Regions from separate parts of the Homo sapiens genome. Here region 2 is linked to region 1. A link is a loop called in an ENCODE intact Hi-C map of the cell type or tissue named here. Cell type or tissue: CD14-positive monocyte. All regions are shown on one strand. Each heading gives the region's core, and the rest is flanking DNA. Links, peaks and the distances in the headings are about the cores only.

Region 1 (9,921 bases), core at 1,038-9,037:
AGTTCCATTTTGCTGTGGAAGCTGTCCTGTGCTTTGGGGATGCTGGACAGCATACCTGGCCGCTTTTCCCCAGTGGTGACAAACAAAAATGTCTCCAGACATTGCCAGGTGTCTTGCAGGGGCAAAACCACTCCCAGCTGAGAACCCCTGATATAAGTCAGTAGAACAGCCTGGCACTGATCTGATGAGTGCAGTGTAAATACTTGCTACTATTATTATTGTTGTTGGCACCATCCTTCATTTCAGGTATTCATTTCTGATAAATTCCCAGAAATAGAATTTATGGGATGAGAGGTTAGTTTTAGGGTTTCTGATACGCCCTTCAGAGGACTGTAACACGTTTAACGTCATCAGTTTATACAAATATGCCAGTATCTCTGAGGCCCAGCCAGTATTGAATTGTGAGTACCCAAAATACTGTTTTGTCTTCAATTTCTGTAATTACTAGCCATGATGAGCATCTATTATATTTTTTTTATTTGCATTGCCACATTTGAAGATTCTGGTAAAAACCTTTGTCTACGCATCGTTTTTTTTTTTTTTCTTTTTTAGTTACTCTGCCATTCAACAGTTAAAGTTGAAATTCATCCCTCAGTAGCTAAGCCTGTATTACATTTCATCGCTTGATGTTTAACAGCCTCTGAGTAGAACATTGATTGAGATCCTTTTGGATTATTGTGTTTTTCCCAGTGTTGCTGCATAATATGAAACCTTCCAAAATTTGAATATAAGGATAATTTTGTGGAAAAGAATTCAACTTTGTATTCAGTGATATATGTCCTGTAACAGAAATGATTGCCTCTGGTTTCAGTACCCTTTTATTTCTCTTTTCTTTTCTTTTTTCCCTTCCCTTCCCTTCCCTTCCCTTCCCTTCCCTTCCCTTCCCTTCCCTTCCCTTCCCTCCCCTCCCCTCCCCTCCCCCCTTCCTTCCTTCCTTCTTTTTTCCTTTCCTCTCTTTTCTCTCTTTCCTTTCTTTTCTTTCCTTCTTCCTTTCTTCCTTTCTTTGTGTCTCACTTGGTCACCCAGGCTGGAGTGCAGTGGCATGATCTTGGCTCAATGCAACCTTCACCTCACGGGTTCAAGGGATTCTCCTGCCTCAGCCTCCCGAGTAGCTGGGATTACAGGTGCCTGCCACCATGCCTGGCGAATTTTTATATTTTTAGTAGAAACGGGGTTTCACCATGTTGGCCAGGCTGGTCTCAAACTCCTGACCTCAAGTGATCCATCCACCTTAGCCTCTCAAGGTGCTGGGATTACAGGCTTGAGCCACTGCACCAGACCTGGTTTAAGTACCCTTTTGGAGATAACCCCAATCCTAGCTGTAGCAGAGGCTGCTATTGACCCCACTCCCTGCTGTCAGTACTTCTGGTGCACTGGGACTTCCAGCTGCCCACACCGGCATGCCTTTGCCTGAGGGCATTCTCTGGCTGGAAAGTTCACACTCAGGGCTGGCAGGAAGTGTCAGCGCCCAGCAACCCATAGCCAGTGACTGCTGCTGTAGTATAAATTCTCCAGCTCTCTTGCATCTCAGGTCGCCTACTTTTGAGATGAACATTTTACACTGCATCTCCAAGTTCCCAGTTGGGTTGTGATCGAATGGTAACTTGCTTGATAATGACCTTTTTATTATTGGCCACCTTTCCTTCTTTGTCTCCTTTCTCTACTCCCTAGCAGTGTTTCCTGGGATCACTTCTGAAATAAACTACTTATATTTGAATCCTTGTCTCAGGGTCTGCTTCTTGGGGGAAGGACCAAACTAAGATATTATTAGCCAACTTTTCTTTTGACTTTGATTGATGAAAGAAGAGGAAAGATCAGACCAGGAGAACAGAAATATTTTGAAGACCTTTCTGTATAAAAAGTAATGAATTTAACTTCACCGATTCAAGAGACAGGACAGTAAATATTCTTGTTATGCTGCTTCCCAGGGTGTCCTAAGAAAGAGTCTTCAGATTGTACTATGGGATTAAAGCCATGGCAGATGGCACTTAATGTCCCTGACTAATGTGACTTTCCACCCACTTTCTTTACACCATAGTTTGACTCAGGGGCTTGCTGGATTTCAGAAAGACTAGCTTGTAGTTTGTGGCTAAAAAGACTGGCTGATGTTAGGAAGGGGGAGAAACACCTTATGTGTTGCTCTACTAATTTTGTCCTTGATTTTGAGCTAATTATTAATGCTCCAGGGAAAAATTTTAGCTTGGCAGGCAGGGAAATATTAGTTTCAATTGTGAGCTTAATCCAGAGGGCTATGTTTGAGTTAAAACCATCCAGGAGTCTTCCAGGGAAGTCCAGAATCTTCCAGGGAAGACCAGGTGGATCTATTTCTGGATGCTAAAAGGGGCATTGCGGGGCTGATAAGGAAATAAGTCCCTTGTTCTTTAAAAAAAAATTATTTATTTATTTATCTTTTTTAGAGACAGTGTCTCACTCTGTTACCCAGGCTGGAGTGCAATGGCATGACCATGGCTCATGCAGCCTCAACCTTCTGGGTTCAAGTGATCCTCCCTCCTCAGTTTCCCAAGTAGCTGGGACCACAGGTGTCTGAAACCACACCTGGCTAATTTTCTTTCTTTCTTTCTTTTTTTTTTTTTTGTAGAGATGGGGTCTCGCTATGTTGCCCAGGCTGGTCTTGAACTCCTGGGCTTAAGTGATCCTCCTACTTTGGTCTCCTAAAAGTGCTGAGATTACAGATGTGAGACACCTCACCCAGCCAGAACTGCCTGTTTCATTAGAGAGACACAAGTCAATTCCTGGAATTTTTTTTTCCTTTTTGCTGCCACTTTCTTACTTAAAAGAATAAAAATCAAAGCCAAATTCATCATAGTAATCATAATAATGGCAACAACAACAAAAAAAGGAGTAAAATAGAGTTGTGAATGTTTGCTTTGTTATTAAACATATCAACTCATTGGAGCTGATTTATATAAAGTTAAATCCTGCTAGAATAGCTGGATTCCTTCCTACATGGGTGGGGTGGGAATGCTGAGATCCTGGTGTGGGCATTCCATGCCAGGGTAGAAATTTCCTGCTCAGGCACTTAGTGAAGGAGCCAACTGAGGGAGGATAGGTGATGTGCCCGCCCATCCGGTGGCACCCAGTGACCTGTGCACACCACCCCCCATCTGCCCAGGACCCAGCCATGTTGTTCATTGTACCCTTTTCAGACTGCTGACCTCCAGGAGCACTTGTCTTAAAGTCACATAGCTGTATTTTTCCTCTCCAGAAAAATTTTGAATGTATTTTCTAAATAGCTGAGGTCATTGCATGGTCTTCAGTGAACTTAGCTACAAGTGAATGTGACCTGGAGTGACCCAGAGTGAGTGCTGGCCAGCATAGGTTTCACATTTTCTGTGTGAAAGTTCTTCTTTTGTTGTTTGTGATTAATAACTGGATGGGATATAAAGCCAAATGATTTCATTGTTGAACACAGACTTGAAGGTCATGAGAAACTGCCTGTTCAAATTACACTTTGCCAAGACATGGAAAAAGGTCTGCATCAACACCTGAATAGTTTTAGAAATACGGTAGAGAAGGAAAAAAATGACATGCCACTTGTTATGTGATGTGAAAGTTGATTTCCACGCGATGCAATATCTTGGGTCCTTACAACATCTGACCTATGAGGCTGATGAGTTTGCACTGAGTCAGGACTTTAAAACAAAGGTGTATTGAGGACCTACTGTGTGCCAGGTCATTTAGAATGAGTTTTTATGCTAAGTAATGTGTTATATTTATGCTTATTTTGTTAAGTGCTCAGTTTCTCTTAGGTTTTGTATTATGTGGGTTTGCTATTTTTTAAAAAAATATTTTTAATTTTTTGGGTATGGTTTGCTATTTGAAATATGATTTTGAATAAGTTTCTCAGTACATAGCACTTTTAATTTTATGTTTTTAAAAGATTTTTTAATGGTTATACATAATAATTGATGGACACACAATAGTATTTAAATCTAAAAATAGAGAAACCATGGCACACAAAACACAGTATCTTACAGAACTGTATTATTTGCTTCTTTTCTATGTGTTTTCTAGGCTTTTGAGTCAGATGTTAGGAAAGAGTCTGTCCATCTTTAATTTTCTCACTTCGAGAAGCACTGAAATATTTCTATACATATGTCCATTGGTATAGCGACCTAACACAACTTTAAAATCATTTTGAAATTGACGCACAGAGAGCTTGGTTTTCCAGAACTGGTGAGGTGTAAGATGGTTGAGGACTGACTTGGCCTGGTCGGACCTGTTTCTTTGTAGCATTATTACTATTTGTTTATTTTCCACCTGGGCCTTACATCTTCCCTCTCAAGACAGCGTCTAGGTCCCAACTCAGTTGGTAGGAATTTGTGCAGTAGCAAACCTGCAGATGGGCAGAGATACAAACTCACTCAACTCACATTACAGTCTTTCCCTGTCTAAAACAAACAAGAAAACAAAACAAAAAAGGGAGAGATCATATAGGCGTGTATATATACAATATTTTGTTATAGATAAGGAACAAAGTACCATATGAATTCAAAAGGTGAGGGTGGGATGGGTTTAGAGCTGGGAGAGAAACCATCTAAAGCCTTCATGAAAGGGGGTACCATTTGCTGTGGATACTGATGGCAATGTTGGGGCTGGAGGAAAATGTTCCAGGTAGAGGGCACAGAATTAATAGGGGGTAGCTATAAAAAGCATGCTGAATACCATGCTAGGTAGGCATTTAGCCCTGTAGCATATAGATGTATCTGAATTTAAAGGCAGTGGGTGATGTTCGGAGGTTTGGAGCATAAGATATTTTGTGATCAGAAGAAGGTGAATCTGTCAGAGGTGTTTAGGAAGCAAATACAAGGGTAGATAGTATGGGAGGTTATTGTAGTACCTTGAGAGAATGCTATTGAGGACCTGGATGTTGAGGTTGGTAGCCTGGGAATATCTGGGCTCTGTTGATGAATTAAATTGAGTTATGGCAAAGCTCTCTTCGTGGATTTCAATATTTGCGATTCCACTGCTTAAAGCTGAGCTCACTCTTCTTTTCGGTGTAACTGTGATGGAAGGAACTTGCGTGTGAGAGTCTCCCTCTTGTTGGGTCTGTGCTATTGGTTTGTTGATTAGGAACTCAATTGGTACCTGCAGAAATTGCCTCTGATTGGGACCTGCTTCTCCCCACTGTCTCCCTTATGTTTCCCCCTGAGAGGTAAAAGGAGTGATTTGGGTCAAATGTCCTTTGTTTTGGGTTGGTTTGTGTGGGATGACTCCTGGTGTAGATTTTGTGTGTGGGTGCTAATGTACTTATAGCCAGCTGGGGCTAGAAGCTCAGGCACCCACAGCTTTGCTCTCCCCACTTCGCGTTTTTACTTCTGATTTTCTGTTTCCCAATTTGTGATTCACAGGCAGGGATGACTGACTGAGAAGCGTTGCAGATGAGTCCGTGTATTTGTTTCATTTTGTGATTGTTTCAAATTAGCACAAATTTGATGGCTTAAAACAACACAACTTTACTATCTTACATTTCTGAAGGTTAGAAGTCTGACACGGGTCTTACTGAGCTAAAATGAAGGTGTTGACAGGGCCATGTTCCTTCTGGAAGCTCCAGAGGAGACTCCTTTCCCTGGTCTTTTCCAGCCTCCACAGGCTGCCCATGTTTCTTGGCTCATGGCTCTCTTTAGTCTTCAAAACCAACAGTGGTGGGCTGAGTCCTTCTCATGTGGCTCGTTGCTCGCTCTGCTATTCAACTCTCTTCCTTTTCCACTTAGAAGGCCCCTTGTGATTTCACTGGGCACACCAGGCTAACCCAAGATAACCTTCTATCCTAAAGTCAGTTGATTAGCAAACAATACTTTCATCTGCAACCTCAATTTACCCCTTGCTGTGTAACCTAAGGTACTCACAGGACATGGGCCTCTTTTGCAAGTGGAGAGGAAGAAGATGTATTATTCTGCTTGCCACATTGCGTAGCTCTTGATTTTCACTTCTTTTAAAAAAGAACATCTGCAGAAAGAATTGAGAGTGGTGGATAATTCTCCAATCATTCCTGCTTTCTCCTGAAATAAATTTCATGCCTTTCTTTTAGCAGTTGATTTAATAATTAATTTTAAAAATAATGTTAGAAGAAGCTTTTCCTGTTCATGTGTGTGTTATGATGCATATGTTTGTCTGATGAAGGGGAAAAAGGGAAGGAATGACTCAAGTACTTTCAACTTTAGGGCCAGCCTAGGATTGGAATTCTGGAGTAGATCATGAGGAGGAGATGGTCAACTTTCTTGTGACAAAAGCATGTACATAAACCACTTAGGATTCTCCACTTTTCACATTTTATTCTGAAATTGCATGCTTCAGTTAATGTGATTTAATGGTTTTCTCTCAGTGTCATTGGCAGGATTGTTACTAAGCGACAAACATTCACCACAGTGTTCAAATGTACTTGGGAAGAAAATGAGTAGCCAAACTAAAAGTGGGATTTAAATAACTCCAATTTTATGAAAAGTGAAGAAGTTCAGAGATTACTTAAGGTATTTTTTTGGTGATCTGTGGATTCAATGATCATTTCGTTCATGGAAGGAAGTTTTATTTTTATTTTTTTCTGAGACTGAGTCTTGCTCTGTCACCCAGGCTGGAGTGCAGTGGCGTGATCTCGGCTCACTGCAACCTCCGCCTCCTGGGTTCAAGTGATTCTCCTGCTTCGGCCTCCTGCATAGCTGGGACTGCAGGCATGTGTCATCACGCCTGGCTAATTTTTGTATTTTTAGTAGAGACTGGGTTTCGCCATGTTGGCCAGGCTAGTCTTGAACTCCTGACCTCAGGTGTTCCACCCGTCTCGGCCTCCCAAAGTGCTGGGATTACAGGCGTGAGCCACCGCACCTGGCCTGGGAATTTATTTTCATTAACTTAAAATATTATGGCAGCTGATAGAGATGTATGTGCATCGCATTCTATTTCTGACACAATAAACAGCGTAATCGTCACATGAATATAAAAGTTGATGTGTTAAAGCAGTACAGCTCATGTTTATTCACTTGAAAGCCAGGAGAGTATACCCGTGGGAGATGTTGCTATCAATAAATTTTTACCTATATATATTTTAACTTTGATTTTAAGTTCTGGGGTACGTGTGCAGGTTTGTTATAGAGGTAAACTTGTGTAATAGGGGTTTGTTGTACTGATTATTTCATCACCCAGGTACTAGGCCTAATAGCCATTGGTTATTTTTCCTGATTGTCTCCTTCCTCCCATCTTCCAGCCTCTGGTAGGTCCCATGTCTGTTGTTCCCCTCTATGTGTCCATGTGTTTTCATCATTTAGCTGCCACTTAAATGTGAGAACATGCGGTATTTGATTTTTCGTTCCTGTGTTAGCTTGCTAAGGATGATGGCCTTCAGTTTCATCCATGTTTCTGCAAATAACATGATCTCATTCTATTTTATGGCTGCACATATTCTGTGGTGTATATGTAACACATTTTCTTTATCCAGTCTACCATTGATGGGCATTTAGGTTGACTCCATGTCTTTACTGTTGTGAATAGTGCTGTAGTGAACATACACATGCATGTGTCATCATGATGGAATGATTTATATTCCTTTGGGTTTATACCCAGTAATGGCATTTCTGGGTTGAATGGTCTTTCTGTTGTTAGGTCTTTGAGGAATTGCCACACTGCTTTTCACAATGGTTGGACTAATTTACACTCCTACCAACAGTGTGTATGTGTTGCTTTTTCTCTGCCACTTCGCCAGTGCCTATTATTTTTTGACTTTTTGATAATAGCCATTCTGAGTGATGTGAGATGGTATCTCTACTTGCATTTTTTTTTTGTCTCTTTGTTTTTTGTTTAGATGGACTCTCGCTCTGTCATCCAGACTGGAGTGCAGTAGCGCAATCTTGGCTCACTGCAACCTCCATCTCCCGGGTTCAAGTGATTCTCCTGCCTCAGTGTCCAGAGTAGCTGGGACTACAGGCGCGTGCCATCACACCCGGCTAATTTTTTGTATTTTTAGTAGAGATGGGGTTTCACCATGTTGGCCAGGATGGTCTTGAACTCCTGACCTCAAGTGATCTGCCTGCCTCTGCCTCCCAAAGTGCTGGGATTACAGGTGTGAGCCACTGTGCCCGGCCCCTCTACCTGCGTTTTTAATAAAGGATTATACATGAGTCAAGGATTTGTTAAAAAAAAAAAAAAATCCTTCCAAGATAATTATACATACATTACTCAGAACTGTCACTTTTTTTGGTTAATTTTACAGATGTGAATTTTATTTTATAGATATGTTCTTTTTATGACTTTCCTCAATTATTATATAGACAATGCAGTTGTTGAATAATATCTAAATTATTTAGAATAATAGAATATTTTCTATTATGCATTTCTGAAAAACTCAAGTTACTGTTAGAATTAAGTAAGGATTTTGTCGTAGACAAACAGATGTAGCGATAGCATAGTAACCTACTAGGTTAGATACTGCCTGAATCTTTTGTTCTTATATGGATAAATTCTACGAGCTTTTATTTTTCAAGGAGAAACTTATCTTCAAGAAGACAGTAATTTGTTGGCGGGGGGCGACCAGGAGAAAAATCCTAAGAATGTGAAAACCCCTATATAAGGAGAAGTTTCTGTTTCTTTCTCTTTTTTTGAGATGGAGTTTCACTCTTTTGCCCAGGCTGGAGTGCAGTAGTGCGATCTCGGCTCACTCCAACCTCTGCCTTCTGGTTTCAAGTGATTCTCATGCCTCAGCCTTCCGAGTAGCTGGGATTACAGGCACCCGCCACCACGCCTGGCTGATTTTTGTATTTTTAGTATAGATGGGGTTTCACCATGTTGGCCAGGCCGGTATCAAACTCCTGACCTCATGATCTGCCTGCCTTGGCCTTCTGAAGTGCTGGGATTACAGCCGTGAGCCACTGCACCCCGCCTTCTGTTTCCTTTATTACTGATAATCCTTAGTGATCTAAAGACTGAGATCCTATAAGCTTGTTGCTACTTTCCCTTTTCATGTCTCATAAAAAGCCATGGTACAGGCTGTTGGGAATTATCACGTGGACATTGAAGATAACCTAATTCTGGCCATTGATTTCTTCAGTTTCTTTATCCTGCAGTGTGTAGAAGAAAGAAAACTGTGACATATATCAAACCAGAAAGACATATGACATTAAAGGAATAACAAGCCTGGCACAGAGTAGATGCTCAATAAATATTTTTTAAAGCAATGGACCAAATAATTTGTTGGTATATGTTAATTTGTTAATTTTTATATGCTAGATTCCTTGTTTTTTGGCCTTAGGAAAGAGAAACATATCTTTACCATTAAGGAATATACATGATAAGCATGGCTGGGTGGCTCAGGCCTGTAATCCCAGCGCTTTGGGAGGCCGAGGTAGGCGGATTGCCTGAGATCAGGAGTTTTAGATCAGCCTGACCAACATGATGAAACCCCATCTCTACTTTAAAAATGCAAAAATTAGCTGGGTGTGGTGGTGCACGCCTGTAGTCCCAGCTACTCAGGAGGCTGAGGCAGGAGAGTCGCTTGAACCTGGGAGGAGGAGGTTGCAGTGAGCCCAAATCATGCCCTTGCACTCCAGCCTGGGCAACTCCGTCGCAAAAAAAGAAAAAAAAAGGATTATAAATGAATAAATGATAAGGTTTTTTAAAGTTAGGGTCCGTTTAGTGGCAGTTTGGAAATTACAGATCAGGATCTAAGAGAGCTCTAATGACAGTTCTTTTGTGACTTACAAGGTGTCTTTTTACTGTGTTTGACTTAAGGGATTTTGTTTTGTTTGGTTTATCTTTTAATTTCTGTTTTGACCTTTCATAAAATGAGACCTTATAGAATTCTCTTAAGATAGTGTTCATAAACTTTTTTTGGATTGAGAGGTCTTTAAAAAAATTGATGTGGAGGTTATAGAATTTCTGCCTGTGCTCAAATTCACATATGTGAGGACATGCATT
Region 2 (9,921 bases), core at 1,151-9,150, 49 kb before region 1:
CTAGAACAGTGCCTGACACATAGTATGTGCTCAATAAATACACGTGTGCAGAAGCAAATCACATTTTTCATTGCTTTCCACAAGTGTGAGCCTGGGCTACATAGTGAAACCCCATCTCTACAAAAGATATAAAAATTGGTCTGGGTGCAGTGGCTCATGCCTGTAATCCCAGCACTTTGGGAGGCTGAGGCAGGCGGATCACCTGAGGTTGGGAGTTGGAGACCAGCCTGGCCAACATGGAGCAACCCTGTCTCTACTTAACATACAAAATTAACCAGGCATGGTGGCTCATGCCTGTAATCCCAGCTACTCAGTAGGCTGAGGCAGGAGAATCGCTTGAACCTGGGAGGCGGAGGTTGCAGTGAGCTGAGATGAGCCATTGCACTCCAGCCTGGGTAACAAGAGTGAAACTCCGTCTCAAAAAAAAAAAAAAAAAATGGCTGGGCATGGTAGTGCATGCCTGTGGTCCCAGCTACCTGGGAGGCCGAGGTGGGGAGACAGGGATCACTGGGCGTGGCGGGGGGTGGGGGGCGTGCCTGTAATCCCAACTACTGGGGAGGCTGAGGCACAAGAATCGCTTGAACCCAGGAGGCAGAGGTTGCATTGAGCTGAGATCGTGCTACTGCACGCCAGCCTGGATAACAGAGCAAGATGCTGTCTCAAACACAAACAAACAAACAAAAAACAAACAAGTGTGCAATCCCTGAGAAAAATATCAGTTCAATCTTTGTTGATCTTTATTGTCCCGATTGATTAGCTGCATGTCAGCCTTTGACTGTGTTTCCCAGATGCTCACGACAGATCGATCACTTGATGTTGTTTTCAACAGGCAGTCATGAAATGAGCAGACTGAGGTCAGTGTAGTATAGATATTTGTCAGCGTGGTTGCCAACTGCCTTTCCTCTTCTAAGATTGCCCTTTATTGTGTGATTATATTACATTTTTAGTTGGCATGAAAATGCCCATTTAGTGAAATGATGAGGATCTTCCTGGGGGAAGAATTCTGGCGTAAGAAGCTTTCTTCAGATTACTAAGCACTCTAAAAGGTCCCAGGTTATGGGGCTCTGGAAAGTAACGATGCGAATACTTCACTTGGTTATGTGATTTTTATTTTTGCCTTGGAAGTCTTTCTGCAAACAAGTCTTCCAGTGGAGGCTCATTTTAGGAATGTGACGATGCATTGCTGATAGGTAGGATGTGGCTTTCTATACAGCAGAGTTTGGGGGGTGGGACTGGCAGGTGAGTAGCTCAACCCAGGCTTCTGAGGGTCCTTCATGTCTTTTGGAACACAATTTGAAAATCACTGCTTTAATTGCTAAATTCTAGAAAACCTGGATGCCCTATTTAAAAAAAGAGCTTAGCTTAGTGTCAAAGAGGAACTAGGTTCCAGTTTTAGCTCTGCAGATCACCAGCTGTGTGACCTTGAATATGTCACTCAAGCTGTCTGCACAATTAATTGATTTGTTTGTAAGGTAAGGAGTATGGACTAGATGACCTCACACTGATCACTTTCTAAGCTCCAGAAAACCTAATTGTTAATGCTTAATTGTGCGAGCTGTGCTCGGGAAGGGCTGTGTTCTAGTACCTTCTTCCTCATCACTGTCATTTCAGTATTATCTACACTGATCTTCACAAATATTCTGCACACTTGGATTCTAACCTGCAATATTGCTGTTGGGGTTATAGAAATATAGATTATATGATGGTATTTAGGGTAAGCATTTTTATCTCTAAAATGAGTTAGATATCAAGGATGGCATGGTATTAGATTACACAATATTTGAAAAGAATAATAAGAAAAATCCTGCAGGATTTAAAAATCTTATTAGTACTCTTCTGTAGAAATACTTTAGGGAATGGTTCAGACAGTATCAGGTGCTGTGGGTGTAAGCATGGCCACCTGCTAGCTCTGTGAACCTGGACAAATGGCTTAGCTGCTCTGTGCCTGAGTAAAGTAGAGATAGTAATAGCATCAACCTCCTCGTGTTGTAAAAAGTAAGTGAATTAACATATATAAAGCAATTTGGGGCCAGGCGCGGTGGCTCATGCCTGTAATCCCAGCACTTTGGGAGGCCGAGACGGGTGGATCACGAGGTCAGGAGATCGAGACCATCCTGGCTAACACGGTGAAACCCCGTCTCTACTAAAAATACAAAAAATTAGCCGGCCTGATGGCAGGCGCCTGTAGTCCCAGCTACTCGGAAGGCTGAGGCAGGAGAATGGTGTGAACCCAGGAGGCGGAGCTTGCAGTGAGCCGAGATTGCGCCACTGCACTCCAGCCTGGGTGACAGAGCAAGACTCCATCTCAAAAAAAAAAAAAAAGCAATTTGGAACATAGAAGCACTCAAGAAATGTAAGCCGTTACCTCCATACAAATAATTATTATAATGTGGGTTTATTTCTTTCCAGTCTTTTAAAATAAGCATGTAAAAATAGTTTTAATCATATTGCACTAGGAAGATTTGTTTTTGTTTCTTAAATATATACAGAATTTCCCTTTTTCTGCTTCTTTATATTTAATAACAAGACATTCTAGGATAGACTAAGCCTTTTCATGGCTAATTGTCCTGTGGAATTCTTTTAGTTTTTCTCTTCCATGTTTATATATTTGATATGATTTTCTGGTAGAATTCTTGAAAAAATAACTGCATCACACAGTAGCTCTCCTCTCCCATTTTATTTTATTTTACTTGCTGAGGCTGGATATTATATTCTTTTGGCTGAAGTCACCATAGTGGATTCATACAACTAATTTCCAGCCAGTTTATGTAGATCATTTGCAAATGTATTAGTTACAGAGAGGCTCCAGGGGTGTACCAAAGAAACCTCAAAATACAGTGGCTCAAATAAAATCAGAGTTTATTTCTTTCTCTCCTTACAGTTCAGAGTTGGTGGGTGATGGAGGGTGGGAAGGTGGCTCCGCTTCATATGGTCTCTCAGGGATCCTGGTTCCTTCTCTCTTGTTCTGCCTTTCCAAAGTGTTGTTCCATTTTCTTGATGAGGCTTGCCCCTCAACACTATGTCAAGTTCTAGTCCAAGGAAAGAGAAAAGAGAAGTAAAAAATAAGCAATTTTTTAAAACGTGCATGGCCCTCAGGTTGCATTCCTGATTTCTTTTCACATCCCACTGGCTGCTGCTTAGCCACGTGGACTCATCTTGCTGCAAGGGAGGTTGAGAAATATGGCTTGTGCTGAGCTAGAACTGTGGGGATGGAGGAGAAGAGCAGGTTTCTGATACTGAAAAAAAAAAAAAGAAAAGAAAATAGAAAGGAGAATGGATAATAATAAATATACATATGCTTTGATCACAATTTCATGGGCCAAGTTTGAGTTTGGAATTTTCCAAGTCCTCAGATTCTATGACAGAACATGGTGGTGGAGAGAGCTGCCCCCTGGCTCCAGTTTGCAGACTTTCCCCTTTGTCTGCCCATGCTGGCTCCATTTGGCACTGGGAAGGGCTTTGCACCCAAGTTTGTGGTCAGTTGGCCAAGCACCCATGGTCTCCCACTCTTCCCCACTTGCAAACAGTAGTGTGGTCCACCCTTGCTTGGGAAAGAGCCCAGTGCTCATTTGAGCAGTGAGTACTAGGACCCTGTGCCTCTAGACCGTGCTTTAGGACTTGCATATCCCCTTGGTCCTCTGATTTCTCTATTTCTGGGGGAGAGATGGGGATGGAAGAGGGTAGAGTGAGGCCCTCTAAAAGTCAGGATTTAAGGCAAGGTCCTTGCTTGTCTAGGTCTACAGGTGATGCTACAAAGAGAATGTTACATTGATTCAGTTCTTAAAATTTTCCCTTTTCCTCATGCTTCTGTTTCATTAATATTCATATTTACTTTTTATAATATACATGTTATGTCTTTAATACACTAGGAGTAGAATATTTGTAATGAAATGGAGTGCTGTTTTAATGGATGAGAAAGGTAGGGAGGGGCTCAGAGAGGGAGGCTGGAGAATATTCACTTATTTAGCTTAATGTTTTCAACAGCTTAAAAAAAGAGAAAAAACAACCTTTGAGTGGCCCTTGTGATTAAATGGCAGTTTGCCCAGACTAGAGGGAGCCAGCGTTGGGAATAAAAACTAAGATTCACTTTGAAAATCTAGAAAAAAAAAATGACTACACAAGTCATAAGAATGTGCTTGATGGCTTGGGTTGTCTGAGTGCAAGTGAAGTAGGGCGCAGGCCTGGTTTCCGCATTCCCTGTCTGCTCAGCCTTTTAGCTCCTAACCCCATCCACTCCCTAGAGCTGGCCAGCCCAGACCCAGGACCTGGATGCTGACCTCTTCAGGGCGGAGCTGTTGCTGTGCTCAGACATCGTGACAACTTGTTGATGGGAAATGTAGCTGAAAGTCTAGCACAAAAAGCTGCTCTTGGGTTGGCCAGCGAACCTCCTTCATGGTAAAACTCCCCATCCCTTATCCAAATCCTTGGGACCAGATATGCTTCAGAATTTATGATTTTTCTTTTTCCCATTTCAGAAAGGCTATGGCCCATATGCCCTATGTTACATAAAGCCTCCAGAGGAGTTTGGGACAGTACCCTATCATCCAATATCTTCATCATTCTGCAGAAAATGTATGAATATTTACACTAAGTGGAACACAAACAGGGTTATAAATAGCCTCAGGTCAGTTCAGGTCACGTTTTGCTGCCAAATGGGTTATGGAAAAAGCCTTTGGTTTCCAGAGCTTTTCAGATCCTGGCATTGTGGATAAGGGATTGTGCACCTGGTATGGTGACTGCTTTCTCAGTGTCCATTTGGTGCCATTTTACATGTATTGCATTTGAAGTACTCACAACAAAAATACCTATGTATATATATACCTCTCTCTATATATTTTTTTCCTTATTTATTTATTTATTTATTTAACAGCTAAGGAAACAGGTTTCATGAGCTCGAATGGCTTACACAAGATCAAGAGGAGATGATCTCCTTTGCAAACAGAGGCCAGGACCCAGGGCCTGGGCACTTAGTGGGCTATAAGAGTTTCTAATTTGCTTGTTTGAAGCATTGGAACATAAGCCAGCCTGCAGAATCCTGTTTCACATTTAATGGTAGCTGAAAGACAATACTGCAGTAAAAGTGCCATAGGATGTAATTATCCTAACATTGTTTCTTAAGAAAAGACATCTTAAGTTCAACCAGCGGGGTCAGGAAGTGGGGTCCCTGGCCTGAACAGTGGCTTATCTTCCTTCCTGGATGGCTGGCAGGGGCAGTAGGTCAGTCAGGGCACTGTTCCAGGACCCAGTGGCAGTGTGGGCAGCACTGTGGTGAGATGGGAAGAGAGGAAGGAAGGTTCGGGTGCTTGATGTGCATTGAAGGGGTCAGGGAAGGGGGAATTGGCTACTGGCTGAGGTTCTGACACTAGTTGGACAGGGCCCGATGCCAAACTCTTGTTCTTGTTCTCACCTAGAAATTGCCATTAGTTAGTGCTGCTGCTGGGCATTATTTTAACTTAGACCAAGGCAGCCCTTTTGCGTGGGCAATTAGATAACGGCGCCCACTCTGGAGAGACACAGTCTGATGGACACACTACTTCGTGGGCTGTGCCTTTGTGCAAAGCAAAAGGTGTTCTTTCCTCCGTGCCGCTGTGCTGGCTGGATTTCAGCGTCGTTTTTCACCTTGGCCTCGTGCCTTTATGCAGTGGACAGATTTCAGGCAGCTTGGCATTAGTAGGAATCTACCTGAAAAGCACTTTATATGTGTTTGAATCCTTGGCATGATCTGGTGATGATCTGGCAGAATAGGTATTACCATGATTTGCCAGATGAGAACGTCATGGCGCTGTGAACTGCTGAAGGTCGCCTCGGCTCCATTGCTATCTGGACAGGACTGTTCCCTGTACACTCCCTCTTTCAAAATGGAAGAGGCAGCTAGAGGATTTCAGGATACATTTCCCTCAGTTGTTTCCTTCTGCACTACCTTCTCATCTTTCATGGTTGTATTAAAAGTGGGGCCTGGCACAGTGGCTCACGTCTGTAACCCCACACTCTGGGAGGCCGAGGCAGGAGGATTACTTGAGGCCAGGAGTTCGAGACTAGGCTGGGAAACACAGTGAGACCCTGTCTCTGCAAGAAAACAAAAAAAGTCTCTAAAAAACAAAACAACGGATAGACTGATGTTGGTTCCTATTTGGATATGTGTGGCAATTGGTGGCTCTTACTGACCCCATAGCTCTCATTCAGGTGGTTTGTGTGATAGTGGGCACAATGTTGTTGCCAATTGAGTTGAAAATGCTGTCATGTTGAAAGAAAACATCGGAAATGAGAGGGTCTGGGTAAATATATTAGTAGTATAGCTGTTGCTTTGTTTGCAGTCTCTTCACTTACATTACTTTCATTTAAAATTAACCATAATCTGTTAAACTTTTACTTCCAATAATGTATGGGTTCAGGAGTCTTAGCCAAAGTCAATGTTTTTCACAGGAAGTATCTGGATATACATTAACTTTTAAAATTGTAACCAGTTAGTTTCACTATAAAAGTTAGCAAAGTGTGAATGAATTGATCGCTTGCTAATCTGGAGCACACAAGGGAAATTAATTTTAGATGGAGAAAATATTTCCTAAAATAACAGAGGGAGGCAGAGAGCTAGGTGTATGTGTTGGGCCTTTCAAATATATTATTTCATTTACTCCCTACCATAATTTTATGGGGAAGATATAATTGTCAGTGTTTCATAGATGAGGATATGCTTGTTATTAGTTAGGACTTAGAGTAAGTTTTTTATCATATTTAAAAAATGCCCCATCTAATTCTGAATTCTTACAGAGAGCCACATAGGAAGTAGGATTTTGAAAAAGCAAAAATCAACAACAATGCAGAGAGGAAGAAATGAGTGGATTGGTAAGATAAGGCCATGGGTAGTTCACAGAAACTGCTTGCTTTCTCTAACATGCTTGCTCCCTTTGGTAAACTTTGGATGCATATTTGTCTCAAAGTGTCATATTAGACAAAGCAATAAGAAAATGGTTAGTTTTAAGATTGACATAATTCATAAATTCTCACAAATACATTTGATGAAATAAGGCAGTTTGTGTTTCTCCTGGTCCTGAGGACCCCCAAAACTCAGAACCTCATAAATAGGACAGCGAATGATATGGAGGAAGCTATTTCTTCAGCTACATGTGATAATCTAGATGAATAGAACTCTCATTTGTGGCATCCCATATTGTAAACCAGTTACAGTACAGAAAATCATTTTAAAAAAAGAGAGATTGCAGGAAGTTCGCCAACGATTTGCCTTAATCCTGAAGCCAATTTAAACATTCCAATCTGATATATATATTTATTTTAGTTTATTTTTTTTGAGATGGAGTCTTGCTCTTTTCGGAGTGCAGTGGGGCCATCTCGGCTCACTGCAACCTCTGCCTCTCGGGTTCAAGCAATTCTCCTGCCTCTACCTCCTAAATAGCTGGGATTACAGGCACCCACCACCATGCCTAGCTAATTTCTGTATTTTTAATAGAGATGGGGTTTCACCATGTTGGCCAGGTTGGTCTCGAACTCCTGACCTCAAGTGATCCACCCACCTCGGCCTCCCAAAGTGCTGGGATTACAGGCATGAGCCACCGCGCCCAGCCCCAATCTGGTATCTTGATAAATTACCAAATTGTTGTAATAGAGATTAGTACCTTCTCTTACCTTTCTTTTTATAAATTAATTTTTTAAAATAGTCCTCAGACTTTCCTGTCAAGGAACCCTTTGATAGTTGATCATATTGCATGGTACTTTTTCCATTGCTTTATGTAAATTTCTGCTCTCACAGTCAGTAAATCTGAACATAAGCATTTCTTTCTGGGCTTTGTTCTGTCCTTTCCTTTCCTGGAAATAGCTTCCAGATGGGATTGTTTTCTTTTGACAAACCTCACGACTGTATGTTTCACCATTTTTTGACCTATTATCTCTTTTTGAGTTTCATTTTCGGCTTAGGTACTCTGCTTGTAGGATTTTTTTTTTAACACCCTGTGATATATACTGAAAATACTTTGCACTGTTAAGAGCCTGTACAATAATACTGTTAACGATGAAGTGCTGTGGACTTCTCTGTAACTCCCAATTCTTCAAAGGAAAATTTTCCTTCAGTGTATTCCATCTTTCTTACTTCTTCAAGTTTATTTAGGGAATACCAAGAAATAAAGTGTTGCTTAGTTTAATTCCTTTATAATGTCTTTATTTTTATTTATTTATTTATTTTCTGAGATGGAGTCTCATTCTCTTGCCCAGGCTGGAATGCAGTGGTGGGATCTCAACTCACTGCAACCTCTACCTCCTGGGCTGAAGTGATTCTTGTGCCTCAGCCTCCTGAGTAGCTGGGATTACAGGTGCCTACCACTACGCCTGGCTAATTTTATTTTATTTTATTTTTGAGACCGAGTTTCGCTCTATCGCCCAGGCTGGAGTGCAGTGGCGTGATCTTGGCTTACTGGAACCTCTGCCTCCCGGGTTCAGGTGATCCTCATGCCTCAGCCTCCCGAGTAGCTGGGATTATAGGCACTTGCCACCACGCCTGGCTAATTTTTGTATTTTTAGTAGAGATGGGGTTTCATCATGTTGGCCAGGCTGGTCTTGAACTGCTGACCTCAAGTGATCTGCCTGTCTCGGGCTCCCAAAGTGCTGGGATTACAGGCGTGAGCCACTGCACCTGGCCTATAATGTCTACTGAAAATAAATCTAGCTGGGCATGTTGGCTCATACCTGTAATCCCAGCACTTTGGCCGGCGTAGGCAGGCAGATTGTTGGAGCTCAGGAGTTCAAGACCAGCCTTAGCAACATGGTGAAACTCCTCTCTACAAAAAATACAAAAATTAGCTGGGTGTGATGCCAGCACCTGTGGTCCCAGCTACTTGGGAGGCTGAGGTGGAGGGATCACTTGAGCCTTGGAGGTCGAGGCTGCAGTGAACTATGGTGGTACCACTGCACTCCAGCCTGGTTGACAGAATGAGACCCTGTCTCAAAATAAAACAAACAAAAATAAATTTGCTTAAAATTTTTTTGAATTAAAGTTAATTTTTATAATATTTAGTTAGGTTTTTTTTTTTCCTCATTATTCTTTCACATTTTTCCAGGTTAAGGTACATGAATTTTACTCTTTTAATGTTGTGGCCCAGGGTAGTCTGTCTGCCAATCAGGCTGTTAAGTTGTGGGTCTGACATTTTCCTTGGAAATGCTGTTTCTGGGCATGTTAGACTTTCTGTACTTGTGTGTTGCCTTTTGGCAGAGACTTCGACACTTAAGGATTTGTTGATAAAATGACAAATTGTTTCATGAGGCATTTACTTGGTACTAGACATTTAGATGATTGTTTCTCGGAATAACTTGGTTGACTAACATCTTTCTGCTTCCTGTCGTCATGATCACTTCTGCAAAGGACGAAGCCTAGTACATTTTCTGGTAGAATCTTATATACCATAAGATTTAGTTGAAACATTGTATGTTTCTATCTTCAGTTTTTGGTCCCAAGTTATTTTAAGTAATTTTTTCTTTTTCTGTTGCCCAGGCTGGAGTGCAGTGGCGCCATCTCGGCTCACTGCTACCTTGATCTCCTGGGCTCAAATGATCCTCCCATCTCAACCTTCAGAGTAGCTGGGACCACAGGCACATGCCACCATGCCCAGTTAATTTTTATACTTTTTGTAGCGACAGGCTGGTCTCAAACTCCTGAGCTCCAGTGATCCACCTGCCTCACCCTCCCAAAGTGCTGGGATTATAGGCATGGGTCACCATGCCCAGACTTAAGTACATTTTTTTTTTTTTTTGAGACGGAGTCTTGTTCTGTCACCCAAGCTGGAGTGTAATGGTGTGATCTTGGCTCACCGCAATGTCCGCCTCCTAGGTTCAAGCAATTCTCCTGTCTCAGTCTCCTGAATAGTTGGGATTACAGGCACGTGCCACCACGCCCGGCTAGTTTTTGTATTTTTGGTA

What was found. Hi-C counts contacts between places; a loop is a spot of excess contacts. Peaks named below come from ENCODE experiments on the same cell type or tissue, not always from the same donor. Only the 100,000 strongest peaks of a DNase experiment are listed, where the experiment ranks them.
Region 2: a loop joins it to region 1, with 1.8 times the contacts of the local background. A loop is called at or near these places in 4 of 110 quality-filtered maps.

The regions. Positions count from the first base shown.
Region 1 is chr6:144,359,192-144,369,112 of GRCh38, forward strand. The region is part of intron 2 of UTRN (utrophin); the gene reads left to right. Among named protein-coding and RNA genes, the nearest start is that of SNORA98, 42 kb to the right of the region's middle. In CD14-positive monocyte, for the core only: no CTCF peak of the experiment used is centred there; DNase peaks (open chromatin) are centred at 5,360 and 6,170; H3K4me3 peaks cover 1,505 bases; H3K27ac peaks cover 5,859 bases.
Region 2 is chr6:144,310,117-144,320,037 of GRCh38, forward strand. All of the region lies in intron 2 of UTRN (utrophin), which reads left to right. Among named protein-coding and RNA genes, the nearest start is that of UTRN, 30 kb to the left of the region's middle. In CD14-positive monocyte, for the core only: no CTCF peak of the experiment used is centred there; no DNase peak of the experiment used is centred there; H3K27ac peaks cover 2,651 bases.